3 separate regions of the Homo sapiens genome follow, and all the other regions are linked to region 3. The links are chromatin loops, found by intact Hi-C in ENCODE. Cell type or tissue: GM12878. All regions are shown on one strand. Region 1 has its middle 70 kb from the start of ATF7IP2. Region 2 has its middle 16 kb from the start of ATF7IP2. Region 3 holds the start of LOC105371078 (a long non-coding RNA gene).

The links. A loop is a pair of places that touch in the nucleus more often than their neighbours do. Peaks named below come from ENCODE experiments on the same cell type or tissue, not always from the same donor. Only the 100,000 strongest peaks of a DNase experiment are listed, where the experiment ranks them.
Region 1: a loop joins it to region 3, with 6 times the contacts of the local background. A loop is called at or near these places in 13 of 110 quality-filtered maps.
Region 2: a loop joins it to region 3, with 4 times the contacts of the local background. A loop is called at or near these places in 3 of 110 quality-filtered maps.

The regions. Positions count from the first base shown.
Region 1 is chr16:10,311,912-10,319,911 of GRCh38, reverse strand. No RefSeq gene overlaps it. Among named protein-coding and RNA genes, the nearest start is that of ATF7IP2, 70 kb to the left of the region's middle. In GM12878, a CTCF peak has its summit at 4,916 (motif pointing left); DNase peaks (open chromatin) are centred at 4,932, 6,581 and 7,031; H3K27ac peaks cover 1,632 bases.
Region 2 is chr16:10,365,774-10,373,773 of GRCh38, reverse strand. No RefSeq gene overlaps it. Among named protein-coding and RNA genes, the nearest start is that of ATF7IP2, 16 kb to the left of the region's middle. In GM12878, no CTCF peak of the experiment used is centred here; a DNase peak (open chromatin) is centred at 3,293.
Region 3 is chr16:10,252,157-10,260,156 of GRCh38, reverse strand. It overlaps LOC105371078 (a long non-coding RNA gene), which reads left to right and starts at 7,514. Exons shown (of 3, transcript XR_001752077.1): 1 at 7,514-7,843. RefSeq lists an enhancer at 839-888. In GM12878, CTCF peaks have their summits at 1,172 and 3,168 (motif pointing left); DNase peaks (open chromatin) are centred at 1,076, 2,881 and 3,116; H3K27ac peaks cover 1,013 bases.

The DNA.
Region 1 (8,000 bases), 60 kb before region 3:
GATTGCAGTGAACAAGACTGACTGGGTCTCCACTTGCATGGGAGTCCAATTCTACTAGGAAGGAAGGACAAAACGGGTAAGTGGTCAGATACATAAGATCCATTGTAACTGGGCGCAGTGGCTCACGCCTGTAATTGCCTAGCCAACATGATGAAACCCCAACTCTACTAAAAATACAAAAATTATCTGAGCATGGTGGTACACACCTGTAATCCCAGCTACTCAGGTGGCTGAGTCACGAGAATTGCTTGAACCCAGGAAGTGGGAGGTTGCAGTGAGCCAAGATAACGCCACAGCATTCCAGCCTGGGCAACAGAACAAGACTCTGTTTCAAAAAAAAAAAAAAAAAAACCATCATTATCATTTGGGGTAATTGTTATGATGAAAACAAGTGAGGAGCTGAGAGTTGAAAGGGGCATGGCCTGGGAGAAGACCTTTGCTGTGTAGGTTGGCATGGAAGGTCTTTCTGCAAAGGTGAGATTTCCTGCCACATGAGGGAGGAGTAGAAGTCAGCCAGGCAAGGCTCTGGGGAAAGAGCAACACAGGCAGAGGTCAGAGCTGTGCAGAGAGACAAAACCTTCCAATGGGAGAAACTGGTTCGGGGGAACTGGCACATGGTAAAACTGGCCCAAGAACTAGGAGCCGGATTATGCGATTAAGACAAATGCAGCGGAGACAGTAGTGATGGTTTTTTGTAAACAGGGGTGTGATATAGATATGCTTTATCTCATTGAAGATGACACTGGTTTCGGTATGGAGAATGGAATGGAGAAGAGTGGGATTAGACGGGTTTCCTGATTCTATCCGCACAGGAGACTGATTTCTTCCCACTTCTGCTCATCACATTGGCTGAACCCAGCAGATCACTGCCCGGTTGTCTGTCCTACAGAGGGAAACGATCGTCATAGCCACAAAGAAAACACAGCCCATTATCTTACCTGTGTCAATAGACAACAAAGAAACAGGTCACATTACACAATTTTCTGTTCATGGAGTGGACCTTTTCACATTGATTGACCTGGTACAATGTGGCCATTTTCTTAAAATGTCAGGGGCCATTGTCTTATCTGTGCAAGGCCCTGGGAAAGCTTCTTATTCTTGTGAGCAGTGCGTGAAGACTCTTTCTAATTATAGCCCTTCTGAATTCCTTGTCCTTTCCTTTAAATAAAGTGTCTAGCCATATGTTCAATGAGTAGTAATCTAAGTTTTATATCTTGCTTCATTTTCTTTGGAATCTGTTGGTGTCAGTGTTTTTTACAGTGTTACTGTAAAAATGTACTGAACTTTGGTTGAGAAAACTGGCTTTTCTGGAGATAAAGCAATTTTTAAAAAGAGGTTGTGTGGGAGTCTGTGTCCTGGTTGCAGAAATAGTGAAATCAGGCCTTTCAACTAATTCTCAACTTAGAATTTAGCTAGCTTTTTCAATGTTAACTGTTTTGCCTCGATTAAAACCCATTTGTTTGCAGTTCAAAATCATCTTGTGCTTATAAGTAAGGTCATGGAGTATCTCACCCAGAGATAGCCAGAGTTAGAGAAAAGCAGTGACTAAATAAAACACATTGACTATATATGAGAACAGAAACAGATGTAATTTTTTTTTTGAGACAAAGCCTGGCTTTATCGCCCAGACTGGGTGCAGTGGCACAATCTCAGTTCACTGTAACCTCTGCCTCCCAGGCTCAAGCGATCCTCCCACCTCAACCTCCTGAGTAGCTGGAACTACAGCCATGCACCACCATGCCTGGCCAATTTTTGTATTTTTTGTAGAGACGGGGTTTTACCGTGTTGCTCAGGCTGGTCTCAAACTTGTGAGCTCAAGCAATCTGCCCACCTTGGCCTCCCAAAGTGCTGGGATTACAGGTGTGAGCCACCATGCCTGGCCCAACAGACATAATTTTTTATTCCTGAATTAAGCCATACTGAGATCAGGAATACTTTTCAATATCCTTATATTAAATAATATAGGGAGCAAGCATAAAACTCTTAGCTGCCCATTCCAGGAAATCCTTGCCTTAGCAGGTGAGACTGTGAAATAGCTAAAATAGGTTGCTCATCAAGATTTGCTTCAAGGCTAAATGTGGTGGCTCATAGCTGTAATCTGACACTTTGGGAGGCCAAGGCAGAAGGATCACTTGAGGCCACCAGTTCAAGACCAGCTTGCGCAACTAAGCTCTAGAAAAATTAAAAAATTAGCAGGGTGTGGTGGCACCCATGTGTCATCCCAGCTACTTGGGAAGTTGAGGCAGGAGGATCACTTCAGCCCAATCATAGCTCACTATGGTCAAGTTTTGGAGTCATTGGTTATGCAGCAATAGCTAACTGATACATACAGCGGACACTGTTTATTATCTAAAAACATCCATTTCCCTCTCTTCTCAGCTAACAGAATTCAATCTTTTTTTTTTTTGAGATAGGGTCCTCCTCCATTGCTAAGGCTAGAGTGCAGTGGTGTGATCACATCTTACTGCAGCCTCGACCTCCAAGGCTCAAGGGATCCTCCCACCTCAGCCTCCCAAGTAGCTGGGACTACAAGTGTGTGCCACCATGCCTAGCTAGTTTTTAAAAATGTTTGTTTATTTATTTATTTATTTATTTATTTATTTATTTATTTTTTTGAGATGGAATCTCGCATTGTCACCTGGGCTGGAGTGCAGTGGCACAATCTTGGCTCACTGCAACCTCCACCTCCCAGGTTCAAGCAATTCTCCTGCCTCAGCCTCCCAAGTAGCTGGGATTACAGGCACCCGCCACCACGCCCAGCTAATTTTTTTGTATTTTTAGTAGAGATGGGGTTTCACTGTGTTGGCCAGGCGGGTCTTGAATTCCTGACCTTGTGATCCACCCGCCTGGGCCTCCCGAAGTGCTGGGATTACAGGTGTGAGGCACCACGTCCGGCTTAAAAATTTTCTGTAGAGACGAGGGTCTCCCTGTATTGGCCAGGCTGTTCTTGAACTCCTGGCCTCAAGTAATCCTCCTTCCTTGGCTTCAAAAAGTGCTGGGAGTACAGGTGTGAGCCACCATGCTCAGCAGAATTCAATTCTGTTGAGAGTATTTGACCTTAGGGCAGGTAGGTAGTGGCTAATTATATTGCCCCACATTGCGGGCTACACATAGGTATGGGCACATGGTCCAGCTTGGCTTCCCATGGGACCACCATCTAGGTGACTATGATAAGCTCAAAGATGAGCATGTGAATTGAGGTATGCCAGTGTGAACCCCACATATCTGAGGCAGGTCTCAGTCAACTCAGAAAGTTTATTTTGCCAAAGTTAAGGATGTGCGCCTGTAACCCAGCCTCAGGAGGTCCTGATGACATGTGCCAAGGTGGTCAGGGCAAAGCTTGGTTTAATAAATTTTAGGGAGACGTGAGACATCAATCAATGAATGTAAGATATATATTGGTTCCATCCAGAAAGGTGGAACAACTTGAAGCAGGGAGGGGGCTTCCAGGTCATACATAGGTAGATAAGAGACAAATGGTTGCATTCTTTTGAGTTTCTGTTTAGCCTCTCCAAAGGTGGCAATCGGACATACATTTATCTCAGTGAGCAGGGGGATGACTTTGAATTCTGTCTTTTGTCCACAAGGAAATTCCTTTTGAGGGAGGTATGTAGCCTTTTTTTTTTTTTTTTTTTTTTTTTTTTTTTAGGAGTCTCGCTCTGTCACCCAGGCTGGAATGCAGTGGTGAGATCTCAGCTCACTGCAACCTCTGCCTCCCGGGTTCAAGCGATTCTCCTGCGTCAGCCTCCCGAGTAGCTGGGACTACAGACTCGTGCCACCATGCCCAGCTAATTTTTTGTATTTCTAGTAGAGATGGGGTTTCAACGTGTTAGCCAGGATGGTCTTGATCTCCTGACTTCGTGATCCACCCGCCTCGGCCTCCCAACGTTCTGGGCCTCAAAAAGTGCTGGGATTACAGGTGCCAGCCACCATGCTTGGCCGGTATGTAGCTTTTATCTTTTTGAGGAAAACAGTGGGAGGCAGGTTTGCCCTATGCAGTTCTCAGCTTGACTTTCCCTTTGGCTTAGTGATTTTGGGGTCCCAAGATTTATTTTCCTTTCACGCTAATCAGTTCCTCTCTAGAGTTTTACATATGGAGGCGAGATGTGAGAAAAATTATGGCTGACATGGGGGCTAAGTCAGATTGATTTGTTTTAGACAAAAATGAATTTTATATCTGAATATTTTGGAGAAAATTCATGCAACTCCTATCTGCATAATAAATTCACTGCCACAGTGAACTTAAATGTCACCTTGGCCGGGTGCGGTGGCTCACGCCTGTAATCTCAGCACTTTGGGAGGCCGAGGTGGGTGGGTCATCTGAGGTTGGGAGTTCAAGACCAGCCTGACCAACATGGTGAAACCCCGTCTATACTAAAAATACAAAATTAGCCAGGCATGGTGGTGCATGCCTGTAATCCCAGCTACTCAGGAGGCTGAGGCAGGAGAATCACTTGAACCTGGGAGGCGGAGGTTGCGGTGAGCTGAGATCACACCATTGCACTCCAGCCTGGGCAACAAGAGCGAAACTCCATCTCAAAATAAATAAATAAACAAATAAATAATGTCACTTCCATCAACATATGAACTGCACTACAAGATAATAGTGAGCCTTTAGACTTTTGGGAAGAGAAATACCAAATAAAAATAAGATGATACATAATCATTTTTATGACTCCCACTGAAATTTTCTTTTTTGCCTGGATGAAAACAGTTGAAGCAATGGATTCTCATAATGAGTAAGAGAATCGGGTCAAATGAACCCGTCTCCAAGGAGATTTAAAATGCTTTTCAAACCCTCTTGATAGTAACCACGATTTATGCATTTTCTTTGAATTCTATTATTCTGGGCCCAGCTTGCCGGCTTGTCTTACATCATTATTTTAGACTAAAGCTCCATCTTCTGGAGAAGGAATGATATATAACAACTACTCAACACATTGACTAACAGTCAAACTCAATTTGGAAGTTCCTGAGATGGTGTCTTTCTTAGTCATCTCAACAATTTCTCATTGGCAGCTCATTTTTCCCCCTCTGGAAAGAATGTCATCTCAGTGGGGCATGGATGCTAGATGGAAGCTATTGATCACCTTCCCATTCTTGAGGGGAGATTCATAGCCTACTTCTATTTTTATGTTTATGGTTTCTGCAGCAGGAGACTGATTGGAATAATTCCCCTCCCCTCTGCATGTTCCTCGTATCATTGAATAGGTACCGGGTATTATTTTCATATTCTCTAGAGAAATCTATTTATCTGCAGCTCTTGCTATATTTTATTCATATGGTCTATTCTGAAGCTCCTTTTGAATGCAAATATTTTATTTTATTTTATTTTATTTTGAGACAGGATCTTGCTCTGTTGCCCAGGCTGGAGTGCAGTGGCATAATCAGCTTACTGCAGCCTCAACCTCCTGGGCTCAAGTGATCCTCCCATCTCAGCCTCCTGAGTAACTGGGACTACAGACATGCCATTACCCCTGGCTCATTTTCGTATTTTTTGTAGAGGTGGGGTTTTGCCATGTTGCCTAGGCTCCTGGGCTCAAATGATCCTCCCTCTTTAGCCTCCCAAAGTGCGGGGATTACAGGTGTGAGGCACTGTGTCCAGCCTGAATGTAAATATTTTAAGGGTTTAGGTTAATGGTATATTTTTGAGAGATTAAAAAATGGTCACTTTTTCCTTTTTTTTTTTTTTTTTAAACAAACTAAATTTTTTAAGAATAGTTTTAGCTGGGCACAGTGGTTCACACCTGTAATCTCAACACTTTGGGAGGCCAAGGCAGGTGGATCACCTGACGGCAGGAGTTTGAGACCAGCCTGGCCAACATGGTGAAACCCTGTCTCTACTAAAAGTACAAAAATTAGCCAGGCATGGTGGTAGCTCCCTGTAATCCTAGCTACTTGGGAGGCTGAGGCAGGAGAATCATTTGAACCCGGGAGGTGGAGGTTGCAGTGAGCTGAGATTGCGCCACTGTACTCTAGCCCAGGCAACAAGAGTAAAACTCCATCTCAAAAAAAAAAAAAAAGAATAGTTTTACATTTTACAAAAATTGTGAAGGTAGTACAGTGTCCTCATACATCCTGACTCAGTTTCCCCTGTTAGCTTACATTAGTGTGGTGCATTTGTTACAATCAACGATCTAATATTGATGCATTAACTAAAGCCCATACTTTATTCGGACTGCCTTAGTTTTTACCTTGTGACAGATTTCCTGTTCCAGGATCCCATCAAGGATACCAATTACATTTAGTTGTCATGTCTCTTTAGGGTCCTCTTCGCTGTGACAGTTTCTCAGAATTTGTTTTTGATGACAGTTCTGAGAAGTACTGGTCAGGCAATTTGCAGCACGGCCCTCTACTGAGATTTGTCTGATGTTTTTTTTTCATGATTAGCTGAGGTTATGGATTTTTGGAAGAAAGATGATAGTGGTAAAATGCCATTTTTATCAAGTGATACCAGCGCATACTGTTGACATGACTTATCATGGTTGATGTTGGCCTTGATCACCTGGTTGAGGTAGTGTTTATCAAGTTTCTCACTGTACAGTTGCTCTTTCCCTCCCTTTGTGCTCTTTGTAAGGAAGTCACTCTGTGCAGTCCACACTTAAAGCATGATGAGTTATGCTCCACCTCCCTTTTTGTGTTTATTTTTAGAATCAAGGTTTCACTCTGTTGCCCAGGCTGGAGTGCAGTGGTGCGATCATAGCTCACTGCAGCCTTGGCCTCCTGGACTCAAGGGATCTTCTTTCCTCAGCCTCCTGAGTAGCTGGGACTACAGGTTCACACCCTGCAGGCTAATATTTAAATTTTTTGAAGAGATGGAATCTCACTAAATTGCCCAGGCTGGCCTTGAACTTCTGGGCTTGGGTGATCTTTCCACCTTGGCCTCCCAAAGCACTGGGATTACAGGGATGAGCCATCGCGCCTGGCTGATCCTAGCACTTTGGGAGCATCAAATATAAAATATATATAAAGAGAAACCCTAGTTGTTGTTTCATTCTCATGCAAACCAACGGCCTGTGGTGTGCTAGTAAATGTTTAACAACCTCAGTCTAGTCATGAGGAAACACCAAGTTAAGGGACAGTCTACAAAATAAAAGATCAATATTTCTCAAAAGTGTCAAAGTGGTGAGGAATAAAGGAAGACGGAGAAACTGTCACACATTGGAGGAGACCAAGAAGACATAACTAAATGTAAGGTGGGGTCCCAATTGGATTTTTTTTTTTTTTTTTTTTTTTTAGAAAGGGTCTCACTCTGTTGCCTGGGCTGAAGTGCAGTGGCGCGATCTTGGCTCACTGCAACCTCTGCTTCCTGGGATCAAGTGATTCTCCTGCCCCAGCCTCCTGAGTAGCTGGGATTACAGGTGCCCACCACCACGCCCAGCTACTTTTATTTTTGGATTTTTAGTGGAGATGGGGTTTCACCATGTTGGCCAGACTGGTCTCAAACTCCTGGCCTCAAGTGATTCACCTGCCTCGGCCTCCCAGAGTGTTAGGATTACAGGCATGAGCCACCATGCCCGGCCCCAATTGGATTCTGAAATGGGGAAGGGCCCCAGAATAAGCCAGTGTGGCATAAAAATTGTTTTGAGCCGAGGGCTTCTGACTTTCTGAAATCTCTTATCTGCCTAAGAGCAGAGCCTCCCAAAAGAATAAAAAAGAACTCTATTGTCATAAATCTTATCCCTGGGAACAACTCCAATCTTCTCTGAGACAGAAGTCAGCCACACACCAAAGCAGACAGTCACAAAATCTGTCATATCCCCCATCTAGTCTCCTAAGGGCTCATTTATCTTTCCAAAACCTCGTTTGTTTTTCCACAAGTGCTCTTTCTTCCCTTCTCCTTCATCTATTTTGTCTTTTTCGTTTCCTGTCTTTTTTTTTCGAGACAGGGTCTCCCTCTGTTGCCCGGGCTGGAGTGCAGTGGTACGATCATAACTCATTGAAACCTCGACCTACCAGGCTCAAGCAATCCTCCAACCTCAGTCTCCCAAGTAGCTGGG
Region 2 (8,000 bases), 110 kb before region 3:
ACTTGAGGAACAGGAGTTTGAGACCAGCCTGGGCAGTATAGTGAGACCCTACCTCCACAAAACTAGCAAAAAAAAAAAAAAAAGGCTGGGCATGCTGATATGTGCCTGTAGTCCCAGATACTGGAAAGGCGGAAGTGGTAGGATCACTTGAGCCCAGGAGGTCAAGGCTGCAGTGAGCCATCATTTCACTAGTGCACTCCAGCCTGAGCAACAGAGCAAGACCCTGTCTCAAAACAAAGAAACAAAGCCTGATTTTTTGCAAATGGCAAAATTGTGTATATTAAAATCCCCCCAAAAATCCACTGACACATTATTAATAAATGAATTTAATAAGATTGCCAGATACAAAGCCAATATACAAAAATCAATTGTGTTTGTATATATCACAATTAATAAATGAAAACTTTAAAGTAGTACTATTTCCAATAGCATGAAAATATATCATACATAAGTGTAACTCTAAGGAAAAAATGTGCAATACTTCCATACGGAAAATGACAAAGCATTATTAAGAGATATTAAAGAAGATAGTAGATAACATGCTATATCCATAAATAAGTGATATTGCAATCCTATAGGGAAACTTTTTTTTTTAATACTAAGTGGTGCTGGGTCAAGTGGCCATTCATTTGAAAAAAAAAACATATTTTGCCCTCTGTCTCATGTTACACACACACGCACACACACACACACACACACTCAATTCCTGATAATTCCAGTTTGCTTCAACTGTTAAAGGTAAGATAATAAATTTTTCATAGGAAAATGTTAAGAGCATTTTTATAACCAAATTAGGCAAACATTTCTTAAAGAGGACACAAAAAGCACTCACTGGGAAAATGGATAATTTGGACAACCTTAAAAATAAGCACAGGCAGGCCAGGCATGGTGGCTCATGCCTATAATCCCAGCACTTTGGGAGGCAGAGGCCAGCGGATCACGAGGTTAGGAGTTCAAGACCAACCTGGCCAACATGATGAAACCCCATCTTTACTAAAAATACAAAAATTAGCTGGGCATGGGGGCGTGTGCCTGTAATCCCAGCTACTCCAGAGGCTGAGGCAGGAGAATCACTTGAACCTGGGAGGCAGAGGTTGCAGTGAGCTGAAATCATGCCACTGTACTCCAGCCTGGGCAACAGAGTGAGGCTCCTGAAAGAAAGAAAGAAAGAAAGAAAGAAAGAAAGAAAGAAAGAAAGAAAGAAAGATGAAGGGAAGGGGAGGGGAGGGGAGGGGAGGGGAGGGGAAGGGAAGGGAAGGGAAAGGAGCCCCTTTTCTTTTCTTGTTTTTGAGATGGAGCCTTGCTCTGTCACCCAGGCTGGAGTGCAGTGGTGCAATCTCGGCTCACTGCAACCTCCACCTCCCAGGTTCAAGTGATTCTCCTGCCTCAGCCTCCCAAGTAGCTGGGATTACAGGCATGCACCACCACGCCTGGCTAATTTTTGTATGTTTAGTAGAGACGGTGTTTCACTATGTTGGCCAGGCTGGTCTCAAACTCATGACCCTGTGATCTGCCCACTTTTGACTCCCAAAGTGCTGGGATTACAGGCATAAGCCACTGTGTCTGGTGAAAATAAGCACTTCTGCTTATCAAAATACTCCACTGGGAGAATAAAAAAGTAGTCCACAGAAGGGGAGTAAATATTCGCAATTTATATATCCCAAAGTAGATTTATATCCACAATATATAAAGAACACCTACAAATCACTAAAAGTGATAGGCAACCCAACCAAAAAAAAAAAAAATGAGCACACATATTTTGAACAGACACTTTACAAATGAGGATATCCAAATGGCCGATAAACAATACAAAAATGTTCAACCATATGAATTAGGAAAATGCAAATTACAACCATAGTGTGATCCACTACATACCTACTAGATAGGCTAAAATGACAAGGTCAAAAATATCAAGTGTTGGAGAGAATATGCAACACCAAGGACTCTCATGTGCTGCTGATATGAGTGCAATTGGTACAATTTGACTTTGTACCAATTGTACAAAGTCCAGGTGTATTGTACAGTTTGTATTGTCAAAACTTTGACAATATCTACTAAATTTGAATACAGCAATGCCTCATGCCCCACCAATTCTACTCCTAGTTTTTGTTTTGTTTTGTTTTGTTGTTGTTGTTGTTGTTGTTTTTGAGATGGAGTCTCGTTCTGTCACCCAGGCTGGAGAGCAGTGGCACGATCTCAGCTCACTGCAACCTCCTGGGTTCAAGCGATTCTCCTGCTTCAGCCTCTTGAGTAGCTGGAACTACAGGTGCCCGCCACCATGCCCGGCTAATTTTGTTTTGGATTTTTAGTAGAGATGGGGTTTCACCATATTGGCCAGGCTGGTCTCAAACTCCTGACCTTGTGATCTGCCCGCCTTGGCCTCCCAAAGTGTTGGGATTACGGGCGTGAGCCACTGTGCCCAGCCATTCTACTCCTAAGTTTGTAACAACAGAAATGCCTATGTGTGTATAACCAAATGACATATACCAGAATGTGCATAGCAGCACTATGTGTAATAACCCGAAACTGAACGTGTCCCAAATGCCCATCAATAATAGGGTATAACCAGAATATGGGCCAGACATTGTGGCTCACACCTGTAATTTCAGCACTTTGGAAGGCTGAGGCAAGAGGATAGTTTGAGGCCAAGAACTGAAGACCAGCCTGGGCAACATAGTGAGACTCTCTCTCTACAAAAATATATTAAAAATTTGGTCAGGCACAGTGGCTCACGCTTGTAATGCCGGCACTTCGGGAGGCTGAGGAGGGAGGGTCATTTGAGCCCAGGATTTTGAGACCAGCCTAGGCAACAATGAGACCCCATTTCTACAAAAAAAGGGAAAAAATATTAGTGGTACATGGCTGTAGTCCCGGCTACTCAGGAGGCTGAGGCGGGAGAATCACTGAAACCTTGGAGGTTGTGGCTGCAGTGAGCTATGATCTCATCACTGCACTCCAGTCTGGACTTGAGCAAGACCCTGTCTCAAATAAATGAAAAAGATATTTTCCCTTCTCTCTGACCTTTTCCTCCTCCATTCATGATTGCCTGCACATAGTCATTTCAATAAGTGGTAGTCACTAATAATTGATTATCTTCCTGTCCTAGCCCCAAGGCAGGCTGACCAAAAGGTTAATGAACTTTCTTTTTTATTAAACAACAATTCTTAAATCACGCAGACCTCCTAGATGGCTTCCAGATGTTAGACTTGTCAAGGGAGCTGCCAGGTGGCTTTGACCACCAGAAATCTCACCTCCCACAAACTTTTCTACTAAGCTACTGGCATAGTTAAATGATAACCTGCCATTGTTTCTCAGCTTGCTTTCCATAGTAACTGGCAGTCACAAACACTACTGTAAAACTTAAGACTGGTCTTTGGGATATTTTTCAGGCTTTACCTGCAAGAGGACCAGCTGACACCATGTGGGTCAGTGGCCCATGTCCCCAGCCAAGGAACTGACTTGACTGGTCGTGTGACTCCCCTATTTTGCAAGGACTGACTCAGCTCATGAAGACAGCTTAGACACTGCTATGATTTCATCCCTAATCAATCAGCAGAACCCATTCTCTGGACCCCTGCTGATATGGTTTGGCTCTGTGTTCCCATGCAAATCTCACCTCGAATTGTAATTCCCACGTGTCAAGGGAGGGAAGTGATTAGATTATGGGGGTGGTTCCTCCATGCTGTTCTCGTATTAGTGAGTGAATTCTCATGAGATCTGATGGTTTTATAAATGGTTGTTTTTCCTGTGCTCTTACATACTCTCTTGCCTGCTGCCATGTAAGACATGCCTGCTTTTCCTTCTGTTATAATTGTATGTTCTAAGGCCTCCCCAGCCATGTGGAACTGCAAGTCAATTAAACCTCTTTTCTTTATAAATTACCCAGTCTTGAGCAGTTCTTTATAGCAGTGTGTAAATGGACTAACACACCTGCCCACCAAACTATCCTTTAAAAAATCCTAGCCACTGGCTGGGTTCAGTGGCTCATGCCTGTAATCCTAGAACTTTGGGAGGCCAAGGTGGGTGGATCACTTGAGATTACAAGTTTGAGACCAGTCTGGCCCACATGGTGAAATCCTGTCTCTACTAAAAATACAAAATTAGCTGGGCATGGTGATGGGCACCTGTAATCCAGCTACTTGGGAGGCTGAGGTGGGAGAATCACTTGAATCCAGGAGGCAGAGATTGCAATGAACCAAGATTGTACCACTGCACTCCAGCATGGGCAAAGGAGCAAGACTCCATCTCAAAAAACAAAAACAAAAACAAAAACAAACAAACAAAAAAAAGAACAACAAAAAACAAAAATATCCTAACCTCTGAATTCTCAGGGAGGTGGCTTTGAGAAATATCTCTTGTTCTCCCACTCAGTTGTCTCACAATAATTAAACTCTTTCTTTACAGCAACAACTGCTGTCTCAGTGTTGGCTCTATGGGCAGTGGGCAAGAACCCACTCAGGTGGTAACAATGTAGCAGGTCCCTGAAAGATGCTTCTGCAGTGGGACTTGTTCTCTCTTGCCACTCTTGGGAGTTCTGCCACCATGTGGACAAGTCCAGGCTAGCTTGCTGGAGAAAGAGAGATCATGCGGAGAGAAGCTTCAATTATCCCAGCCATTTCACCCTGCCCAGTCAAGTGTCCTGGTATTTGAACATGTGCAACGAAGAATAAATAATTAAGCCCATGCTCAACATAGCTGAGTCCTTCCCAGATTGCTAGCCTGACTAACTTTGAGCTAATACATGTTTGTAGTTTCAAACCAGTAAGTTTTGGGCTGGCTTGTTACATGGGGCAAAAGCTAACCAATAAAATATCATATTTCAATGAAAACTGCTTTTTAGGGGTAAAAAGTAAGTAATGGAAGGGGGGAAACCTTCCTGAATTGAAAGTAAGTCTGCATCTTCTTCAACCCTATCTCGTGCAATTAAACATTCCCCATATGGTAAAATCACCTAGAAGCTGTACCTGAGAAGTTGTGATGTCTCATGAGATAACTATTAACCTGTAACCTTAAGCTACGTAAACTGGTGTCAGACACATCTTAAGAGTCTTTTTGTCAACACTGAAGTAAGGACCAAGTAATAATTGAGCCAGTGATTGGATAGATAGTGTTAGTCAGTGTGAGGTCTGCAGACTTGCACCAATCTGGTTTGCTTTGTTACTGGTTTGCTTTGAGACAAGTACAGAAAGGGACAATAAGAGTTTGGCATCTAAGTAGCAATTTAACATTGCTAAGAAAATGTTATTGTATTTTACAAAAGTAGTGTGTTTGCAAAGGGTTGGGGGAAAAAACCCAACTGATCTTTCACTGAAGATAGTTTGAGAAGCACTGTTTAACTCCCTCTATTATATTATGATTACACCTCAAATAGATTTTGTTCTTTTCCTTGTTGTTTCCATTTCCCTTTATCTTCTTTCCACCTTTTATCACTTCTCCAGGATTCTGTTATCATATGGATGGAATGAAAGACAAATCATAATAATAATAGGATAACTTGTCTTTTTCTGCTTCAAGATCAGAGGCTTTCTATTCAGACTGCAGATTAAAATTACACAATTCAAGAAAAGCAAAAACAAAAATAAAAGATCACCAAATCCAGTTTAATGTATGTCAGTTATACCTCAACAAAGCTGTTCAGTTATTTGTAATCACCTAATCTGTTCTATATACTAGATATTCAGATTTTATTGGTCCGGGTGGGGATCTGCGTATTGGGAATTTTTAGAGATGAGGTCACACGGCACTGTCCAGGCTGGTCTTAAACTCCTGGCCTCAAGCAATCCTCCTTCCTTGGCCTCCTAAGGTGCTGGGATTATGAGCATGAGCCACTGCACCCAGCTGGGATTTTTATTTATTTTTTAATTTAATTTTTTTTTTGTTTGTTTGCGACAGGGCCTTGCTCTGTGACCCAGGCTGGAATGCAGTTGTGCAATCATAGCTCATTGTAGCTTCAACCTCCTTGGCTGAAGTGATCTTCTGATCTTCTGGCCTCAGCTTCATGAGTAGCTGGGACTATAGGCACATGCCACCACCCTCAGCTAATTTTTATTTTTTGTAGAGATGGAGTCTTGCTATGTTGCTTAGGCTGATCTCAAACTCCTGGCCTCAAGTAATCCTCTCTTCTTGGCCTCCCAAACTGTTGGAATTACAGGCGTGAGCTACAGTGACCAGCCAGCATTTTTTTTAGAAGCTCTTCAGCTAGATCTAATATGCAGCCAGCATTTAGAACTATTGCTCAGTTTCTTTCTTTCTTTCTTTTTTTTTTTTGAGATGGAGTCTCGCTTTGTCCCCCAAGCTGGAGTGCAGTGGCACGATCTCGGCTCACTGCAAGCTCTGCCTCCCAGGTTTACGCCATTCTCCTGCTTCAGCCTCCTGAGTAGCTGGGTCTACAGGCGCCCGCCACCATGCCCAGCTAATTTTTTGTATTTTTAGTAGAGACGGGGTTTCACCATGTTAGCCAGGAGGGTCTCAATCTCCTGACCTCGTGATCCGCCCGCCTCGGCCTCCCAAAGTGCTGGGATTACAGGCGTGAGCCACCGCTCCCAGCCTATTGCTCAGTTTCTTAGTCTCTGCCAGAATAAATATTGGATGTCGAGATGGCTTTTTTACTCATGTGGCATAAACTGGGCTTCTCAAACTGGAATATGTAGGAATATGCAGTAATATGCAGTGCCAGGTCAAGGGAAATTCCTAGCCAAACCACAAACACATTTCATTTTTATGAAAGGTTAACTTTACTTGAAGACTTTGGGGGTAACGTCCATAGCTTCTAAGATGACTCCCAGTGATCCCCACTTGGGAGTCATACCTTTTTAATTCCCCTCTTACTGAGTATGGGTTGAACTTGAACTGCCTTTTTTTTTTTTTTTTTTTTGAGATGGAGTTTCGCTCTTGTTGCCCAGGCTGGAGTGCAATGTTGCAATCTCGGCTCACCGCAACCTCCGCCTCCAAGGTTCAATTGATTCTCCTGCCTTAGCCTCCTGAGTAGCTGAGATTACAGGCATTAGCCGGCCATTTTGTTTTTAGCAGAGAGACGGTTTCTCCATATTGGTCAGGCTGGTCTCAAACTCCTGACCTCAGGTGATCTGCCTGCCTTGGCCTCCCAAAGGGCTGGGATTACAGGTGTGAGCCACCGCACCCAGCCTTGAACTGCTTTTAACAAATAGAATATGGCAGGAATGATCAGATGTCATTTCTGAGATTAGGTTACAGCAAGTCTGTGACTTCTGTCTTGGGAACCTTCCCTGGTTCTCTTGGAAACCTGTAAGCCTTCCTATAAAAAGGCTCACCATGAGAAATTGCTGCCCAACAACCATGTGAGTGAGCTTGGAAGTGGATCCTCAGGCGCAGTAGAGTCTTTTTATTTATTTATTTATTTGTTTGTTTGTTTATTTATTTATTTATTTTCAGGCAGAGTCTTGCTCTGTCACCCAGGTTGGAATGCAGTGGCGCAATCATGGCTCAATGCAGCCTCCACCTCCCGGGTTCAAGTGATGCTTCTGCCTTAGCCTCCCCAGTAGCTGCGATTACAGGCATGTGCCACCACGCCCAGCTAATTTTTTTTTTTTTTTTTTTTTTTTTTTTTTTTTTTGAGACGGAGTCTCGCTTTGTTGCCCAGGCTGGAGTGCAGTGGCGGGATCTCGGCTCACTGCAAGCTCCGCCTCCCGGGTTCACGCCATTCTCCTGCCTCAGCCTCCCAAGTAGCTGGGACTACAGGCGCCCGCCACTACGCCCGGCTAATTTTTTGTATTTTTAGTAGAGACAGGGTTTCACCATGTTGGCCAGCTGGTTTCGAACTCCTGACCTCAGGTGATATGGCCACCTTGGCCTCCAAAAGTGCTGGGATTACAGGAGCGAGCCATTGTGCCTGGCCAATTGTCTTGAGCTGACTACAGTTGACAGCTCGACTGGAACCCCCTGCACAATCTTGAGAAGCACCCACCTAAGCTGTACCTGCATTCCTGATACACAGAAACTGTGAGACGCTAAGTGGTTTTTGT
Region 3 (8,000 bases):
GTGAAACCTTGTCTCTACTAAAAATACAAAAATTAGCCAGGCGTGTTGGCATATGCCTGTAATCCCAGCTACCGGGAAGGCTGAGGCAAGAGAATTGCTTGAACCTGGGAGGCAGGGGTTGCAGTGGGCCAAGATCGAGCCACTGCACTCCACCCTGGGCAACAGAGCAAGACTCTGATTTAAAAAAAAAATGTTTTAAATTAATGAAGCCCCCGTGAAACTCAGATCCCAGAAATGTGTCCTGTCATCGTCCTTGCCTTCTGAGTCACTCACTTTTGCTTTACCATTCTGGGAAAGGGCTACATTTTCCAAAGTATATTTGTATATTTTTAAAATTTTTTTATTTTTTATTTTTGTCTCTTTACTTTTTTTCTAAAGCACATCTGTAGGGCTCTAGTCCTAGGGATCTGTGTAGTGCAGTGGTCCATAGAGCTTGGAAAACACTGGGTGAAACTCAGCTAAGCTGACTTCTGTAATTAACAAGTTTACTCATGTAAATATTCAGTTAATTTATTCATTTATTGTAGGGTCCAGTCCTACGGGGCTTATTGGGTGTTCTCCCCGTGTGTGGAGACGAGAGATGATAAGAAATAAAGACACCAGACAAAGAAGTAAAGAGAAAAACAGCTGGGCCTGGGGGACCACTACCACCAAGACGCAGAGACCAGTAGTGGCTCCAAATGGCTGGGCGGGCTGATATTTATTCTATATAAGACAAGGGGCAGGGTAAGGAGGGTGAGTTGTCCGAGTGATTGATAAGGTCAAGCAAGTCACATGATCATGGGACAGGGGGCCCTTCCCTTTTAGGTAGCTGAAGCAGAGAGAGAAGGCAGCATACATCTGCATTTTCTTCTATGCACTTATCAGAAAGATCAAAGACTTTAAGACTTTCACTGTTTCTTCTACTGCTATCTTCTAAGAACTTCAAAGAGGAACCAGGAGTACAGGAGGAACATGAAAGTGGACAGGGAGCATGACCACTGAAGCACAGCACCACAGGGAGGGGTTTAGGCCTCCAGATGACTGTGGGCAGGCCTGGATAATATCCAACCTCCCACAAGAAGGTGGTGGAGCAGAGTGTTCCCTGAGTCCTCCAAGTAAAGCGAGACTCCCTTTCATGGTCTGCTAAGTCACGGGTGCTTTCCCAGGCACTGGCATTACCGCTTGACCAAGGAGCCCTCAAGCGGCCCTTATGCAGGCGTGACAGAGGGCTCACCTCTTGCCTTCTTGGTCACTTCTCACAATGTCTCTTCAGCACCTGACCCTATCCCCGCTGGTTATTCCTTTGTTATATCAGTAATTAAACAAACAGTAATATTAAAGGCTAATGATTAATAATGGTTATACTAATGATTGATAATGTCCATGATCATCTCTATATCTAATTTCTATTATAACTATTCTAATTGTAACTATTTTCTTCATTATACTGAAACAGTTTGTGCCTTCAGTCTCTTGCCTCGGCACCTGGGTAATCCTCTGCCCACAATTTATCACGTTCTTATTGAGTGTTCCTCAGCATTATGCTAGGAAGGGGGATACTGTAGTGAGTTAGACTTCACTCCTCATTTCCCAGAGCTTCAAATCGAGTAATGATGACTGCAGGCCTTCTTGGAGTCTTAATTAACTGAGTATACCTAATTTGCTCAAAAAGGAATTGGGTGTCCTGCATTTTCTGGCCTGAAAACCTTTTTAAATAAAACTACTTTTTGAGTTCATTATTCCTTGGAACACATCTTCGGGGAATTCTTGAGTTAGGCTGTAGTTGCTAACACTGAGGTTACCATAACCATTACTATCCCTTGTGTCCTCAGAGGCCTGGTGTTCATTGAGTGTTTACCTTGTGGCCTTCGCATTTGTCATTGTATTTATTATTTATTTTTATATTTTGAGATGGAATCTTGCTCTGTCACCCAGGCTGGACTGTAGTAGCACGATTTCGGCTCACTGCAACATCCATCTCCTGGGTTCAAGCAATTCTTGTGCCTCAGCCTCCTGAGTAGCTAGGATTACAGGGACCCGCCACCATGCCCAGCTAATTTTTAAATTTTTAGTAGAGACAGGGTTTCAACACGTTGGCCAGGCTGGTCTCAAACTCCTGACCTCAGGTGATCCTCCCGCCTCAGCCTCTCAAAGTGCTGGGATTACAGGCATGAGCCACCGGGCCCAGCCTTGTATTTATTTTTATTATTTATTAATTTATTATTTCTATTTTTAGAGACAAGGGCTTCCTCTGTTGCCCGGGCTAGAGTGCAGTGAATGATCATAGCTCACTGTAACCTTGAGCTCCTGGCTCAGGCGATCCTCCCGCCTCAGTCTCCTGTGTAGCTGGGATTACAGGTGCACCACCACACTTGGCTAATTTTTTTTGTTGTTGTTTTCTGTAGAGATAGGGTCTTGCTATGTAGCTCAGGCTGGTCTAAAACTCCTGGGCTCACACAGTCCTCCTGCCTCAGCCTCCCAAAGGGCTGGGATTACAGGCGTGCATCACTGTGCCTGGCTGGATCACTGTGTTTCATTCTTACACTGATGCTGATGTCAATACTTTTTAAAAATCCCTTCTTGATACATGAGAAAATGGAGGCATAGAGGAGTGACGTAGTCTGCCCAAGATCACCTACTTGGGAAGTGGCAGAGCCCAGATTTGGATCCTGCTAGAGCCTGCAGAACCCCTTTAACCCAATGGTTTGCCACTGAGGGTGATTTTGCTCCCACGGGTCAGCTGGCAATGTCAGGAGACATTTTTGCTTGTCACTAGTTGAGATGGAGGTGCATTGGCATCTTGTGAGTAGAAACCAAGGACGCTGCTAAACACCCTAACATGCACAGAACAACCTCCCACAACACAGAATTACCAGCCCCAAATGTCAACAGTTCCAAGGTTGAGAAACCCTGCTTCAGCTAATCATTACACGGGTTTTAGTTCTATGAGTACCCCACAATTCATTAGGGAGACAGGACAAAGGCATACATGAATTCTAGTACAAGGAAGAGGCATGCTACAGAAAGGGTATAAATCATCCTTATGGCCCTCATTAGACCTTTTAATTTCCTTATAAGCCCTTTATTGCCACGGCTAATCCTTGCTAACCCTGCTCAGGGCTGTTTTCAGCAGAGGAAAGTTACCGAGCCCGTCCCCGCCCCCCGCCCCGCTTGACGTCTGGCGCCTCCTGGTGGCCTCAGGAGAAACTCCATCTTCCTCAGATACCCCACAAAGTCCTTCCCCTTCACCTGCCCCAACTCCAACCTCAGCCGCATCTCCCTGGGGCCCCTCGGCATCCTGATATAGTCACTGCCTCCCGTTGGTGGTCACCTACTGGCCGCAGCCCGGGACCTCTCACAGGAGCTGCCCTCTCTGCCTGTGAGTTTCTCCATTCTTTTTTTTTTTTCCCAGCTTTTGCACTGGGTACACTTTTTTTTTTTAAACTCTCCACTATGTTAATGAGGACCATTTTTCTTCTGCTTTGCAAACCCTGCTCACCCCTTCAGACGATGCTTAAAGACCCTCTCCTCCTGGACATCTTTCTGATTCTCCCAGAAAAAGTGAATGGCAGGGTCTTTTGTGCTTTCAGGCCTGGGATTTATGGTTAGGTTATAACTTACTAATTTATGTCTCTTTGTTCGTCCATCTGTGTGTCTGTCCCTCCACCTGTGGCTTCTAAGCCTGACTACAAAATGTCCTGGAGGGATTGCTAAAAACAAAGAAAGAAACAAGCAAGCAAACGATCTCCATCACTACAGGCATTTGCGTATATTTTTACATTCCCAGGGGGTTCTGAAGTACCCTAACATCTGAAAACAGCTCTGTATTGTTGCTCTTCCTTGTTCAGATCTGGCTGAAATGTCACCTCCTAAAAGAAGTGTTCCCTGACCTTTTGTAGTATTAATGACAAGGTTGGAAGAGGTGGCTCGAGGATTTATCACTGGAGGCTTTGAATGCCAGGTTAGGCAAGACAACGGGACATGGCTCTGTGGGCTTCTTAGGGTTTTTACCAGAGGGAGGGAGGTGATTCCTGGTGAGTGTTGGCAGTGTTAGTCCAGCAGGTTGGTGCAAGATGGGTGCAGGAGAGGTGAGGGCTAGATGTGGGGAGTTCCTACTAAGAGTTCTTGTAGCAACTTGGGAATGAGGAAACCGGGGCTTGGGCTGGCTTGAAGGCTGTGAGCATGGAGCTTCGGGGAGAGGAGAGAAGGGGACAATGTCAACACGTCTTAGACAGGTCCAGGCACTGATTAGCTATGGGGATGGCTGTGATGAATGAGTCAGACATGGCACTCAGAGTTCTAGCCTTGGCACCAGAAGGCTGGTGCTACTGCCAGAGGTAGAAAAGGCAGGGGAGAGCTCCTCTCCTGAGGGTAGATGATGGATCAACACTGGGACCCACTGAGTTTGAGATCCTAAGAGGATCATCTAAGAGTGGACTGAGAGGAAGGTCAAAAGAGGGGAAACTAGAGAGGAATCCCTGGAAACACACGATGCCTCATTTCCTGAGTTCAAGAAATAGCTCTTCCGGCATCTCCTACGTGCAGGCCCCCACGCCAAGTGTGCGGGTGAAGTGATGGATTAAACGGGTGTGATTCTTGCCCTCATGGAACTTCCCCTGTAGTGAGGGAGAGAGAGGAAAGAAATGTACCAAATATTTTCCAAAATTAATAATGGCTGGGCGCAGTGGCTCACACCTGTAATCCCAGCACTTTGGAAGGCGGAGGTGGGAGGATTACTTGAGGCCAGGAGTTTGAGACCAGCCTGGGCAACATAGACCTCGCTAACAATAAAAAATATTGGCCGGGCGTGGTGGCTCATGCCTGTAATCCTAGCACTTTGGGAGGGTGAGGCAGGCGGATTGCCTGAGCTCAGGAGTTCAAGACCAACCTGGGCAACATGGTGAAACCCCACCTCTACTAAAATACAAAAAATTAGCCGGGCTTGGCGGCGTGCGCCTGTAGTCCCAGCTACTTGGGAGGCTGAGGCAGGAGAATTGCTTGAACCCGGGAGGCGGAGGTTGCAGTGAGCTGAGATTGCATTGCTGTACTCTAGCCTGGGTGACAGAGCGAGACTCCGTCTCAAAAAAAAAAAAAAAAAAAAAGCCAGGCATGGTGGTCTGTGTCTGCAGGCTAAGGTGGGAGGATTGCTTGAATCCAGGAGGCAGAGGTTGCAGTGAGCCGAGATTGTGCCACTGCACTCCAGCCTGGGTAAGCGAGACTCTGTGTCAAAAATAAATAAATAAAATAAAATGTTAGCCAGGTGTGGTGTCATGCACCTGTAGTCATGAGTCTCCTGAGGTGGGAAAATCCCTTGAGCCCAGGGGTTCGAGGCTGCAGTGAGCCATGATTGTGCCACTGCACTCGAGCCTGGGTGACATAGCGAGATCCTATTTCTTTTTTGAGACAGAGTCTCAGTCTGTCACCTAGGCTGCAGTGCAGTGGCACGATCTTGGCTCACTGCAACCTCTGCCTCCTGGGTTTGAGAGATTCTCCTGCCCTAGCCTTCCGAGTAGCTGGGATCACAGGCACCTGCCATCATGCCTGGCTAATTTTTGTATTTTTAGTACAGATGGGGTTTCACCATGTTGGCCAGTCTGGTCTCAAACTCCTGACTTCAAGTGATCCTCCTACTTTGACCTCCCAAAGTGCTGGGATTACAGGAGTGAGCTGGGATTACAGGAGTGAGCCACCACACCTGGCAAGACCCTGTCTTAAAACAATAATAATAATAATAATAATAATAATTGCTCTGAAAGAAACCAAGATAAAGAAAAAAAATGTATCTTAAGTTCCGTTCCCTAGAGGCAGTCTGAGATGGCAACTGTTGTGCCAGTGATTTTTTGAGGGGCTGCTCTCAGTGAAAGGAAAGTCAGAGAAGCCAGGTAGTTAATCCTTTAGAGAAGGTTTCAGGTATGAGCCCTAAGTAGCTGATACCTACAGCAGTTGGGGGTGGGTCCACTGGCCTGGTGACAAGGATCTGAGTGGGACATTGACAGTATCTCCTCCCTTGTGGTAAGGGAAGGCCTGAGGAGGTGGCATTGAAGCTGAGACCTGAAGGATGGGAAGGAGAGAAAACCTGAGGCACGTGGTTGATGGACAGAAGGCAGTGCTCTGCATTCCAAGTGGAGGGGGTGGCACCGCACTAGTCCTGATGTGGAAGCAAGCTTGATGTATTCGATATTAAATTTTAAATGAAATTATTTAGGTATTAGACATTACATTTTAAAGGAAATTATTTAATTTAGGTATTAGACATTAAATTTTAAATGAAATTATTTAATTTAGTACATTAAATAATTTACTCTTTATATTTTAATTATTTAAAATGAAATTTAATATTAAAGAAAGCCAGGGTGGCTGGGATTTCTGAACCAAGGGAAGCGTAACCCAACATGAGATCAGAGCATCGCCAGGGACTTGTAAACATCGTGCAGAGCCTGGATTTTATGCTAAGGGCAACGAGAAACCTTTGAAGAGGTTTTAGGCGAGCAGCTGCCGAGATCTAATTTATGTTTCAAGATCATTCTGGCTGCTGTGCAGAAAATAGAGTAGGGTGAGGCAGTCATGCAAACCACAGTGCTAAACACTTCACAGGCATTCACGCAAATCCCACGGTGATCCTCGTTTTCCAAGGGGTAACTGAGACCCAGCGAGGGTAAGCTATCTGCCCAAAGACACACAGCTAACAAGGCAGCAGAACTAGGATTAAAAAAAAAAAAAATTCATTTTTAGAGACAGGATCTCACTCTGTCACCCAGGCTGAAGTGCAGTGGTGGGACCATAGCTCACTGCAGCCTTGAATTCCTGGGCTCAAACCATCCTTCCACCTCAGCCTCCTGAGAAGCCAGGACTACAGGCGAGGCCACCATGCCGTGCTAATTTCATTTACATTTTTTCATAGACACAGGGGTCTCGCTATGTTCCCAGGCTCGTATCAAACTCCTGGGCTCAAGTGATCCTCCTGCCTCAGCCTCCCAAGTAGTTAGGACCACGGCTGTCACCATGCCCGGCTAATTTCATTTTAATGTTTTGTAGAGATGGGGTCTCGCAGAGATAGTTAGGGTTAGGGTTAGGTTAGGGTTAGGGTCTCGCAGCAAGACCCATCTCAACGAAAAATTTAAATGAAATTAGCAGGGCCAATTGGCCTCCTGGATTGCTTAAGCCCAGGATTTTTTGTATTTAAAAGAAATTTAATTTAATGAAATTTAAAGGCAAACAATTTAAAGGTTGGTGTCGAACTCTTGGGCTCAAGCAATCCTGCCTCAACTTCCTAAAGTGCTGAGATTATAGGCTGAGCCACTGCACCTGGCCAGGAGCTGGGAACGGATTGCAGGCCACCGAAGCTGCAGTCTGAGCCCCCACTGTAGGAGCTCACCGCCTCCTTCAGGGTCCGCCTGCTCCCCTTCAAGGCCAGCAACGTTCTGCACAGGGCAAGAGCTCCATAAATGCTCTTTGGGCGGAAAGGTGTGGGAGTGAGAGAATCTGGACAGGAAGGGCCCACAATGGAGTGGGGAAGGCACCGAGGGGAGCAGGCAGGGTCCGAGGAGGAGGGAGTTAGCGGAGGGAGTGCTGGTGGGGTGGTGGTCATGAAAATCAGACGTTCCCAAGCGACACACCCGGACCAGACCGTAGAGAAGATGCTGGACTTGGTGCGTGGGAATCATCAGCGACCCCGGCTAGGGCAGCTTCGGGCAGCGTAGGGAGGAAGCCAGATTGCAACGGATTAAGGAGTGAGGGGGTGGCGAGATTTGCTGTCCTGATTCAGCCGCCGCGGCGGCAGCCCGGGCTGGCTCTCCTCCCACAGGTGCGGGCTCCACATGCGACGGGAACACGTGTGCCCACTCGTGCCACAGGCATGCAGGTGGGTGGAGGGGGCGGCTGGGGAGGACTGAGGCCCGGGAGTGCGGACAGCCGGGGTGCACAGCCTGAAACGGAGAGCAGAGGGCTGTGGGCTGCCGCGGGACCACGCGCACAAGACCCCACGCGTGGGCTCCGCCTGGGGGGAGTGAAACAGAGCG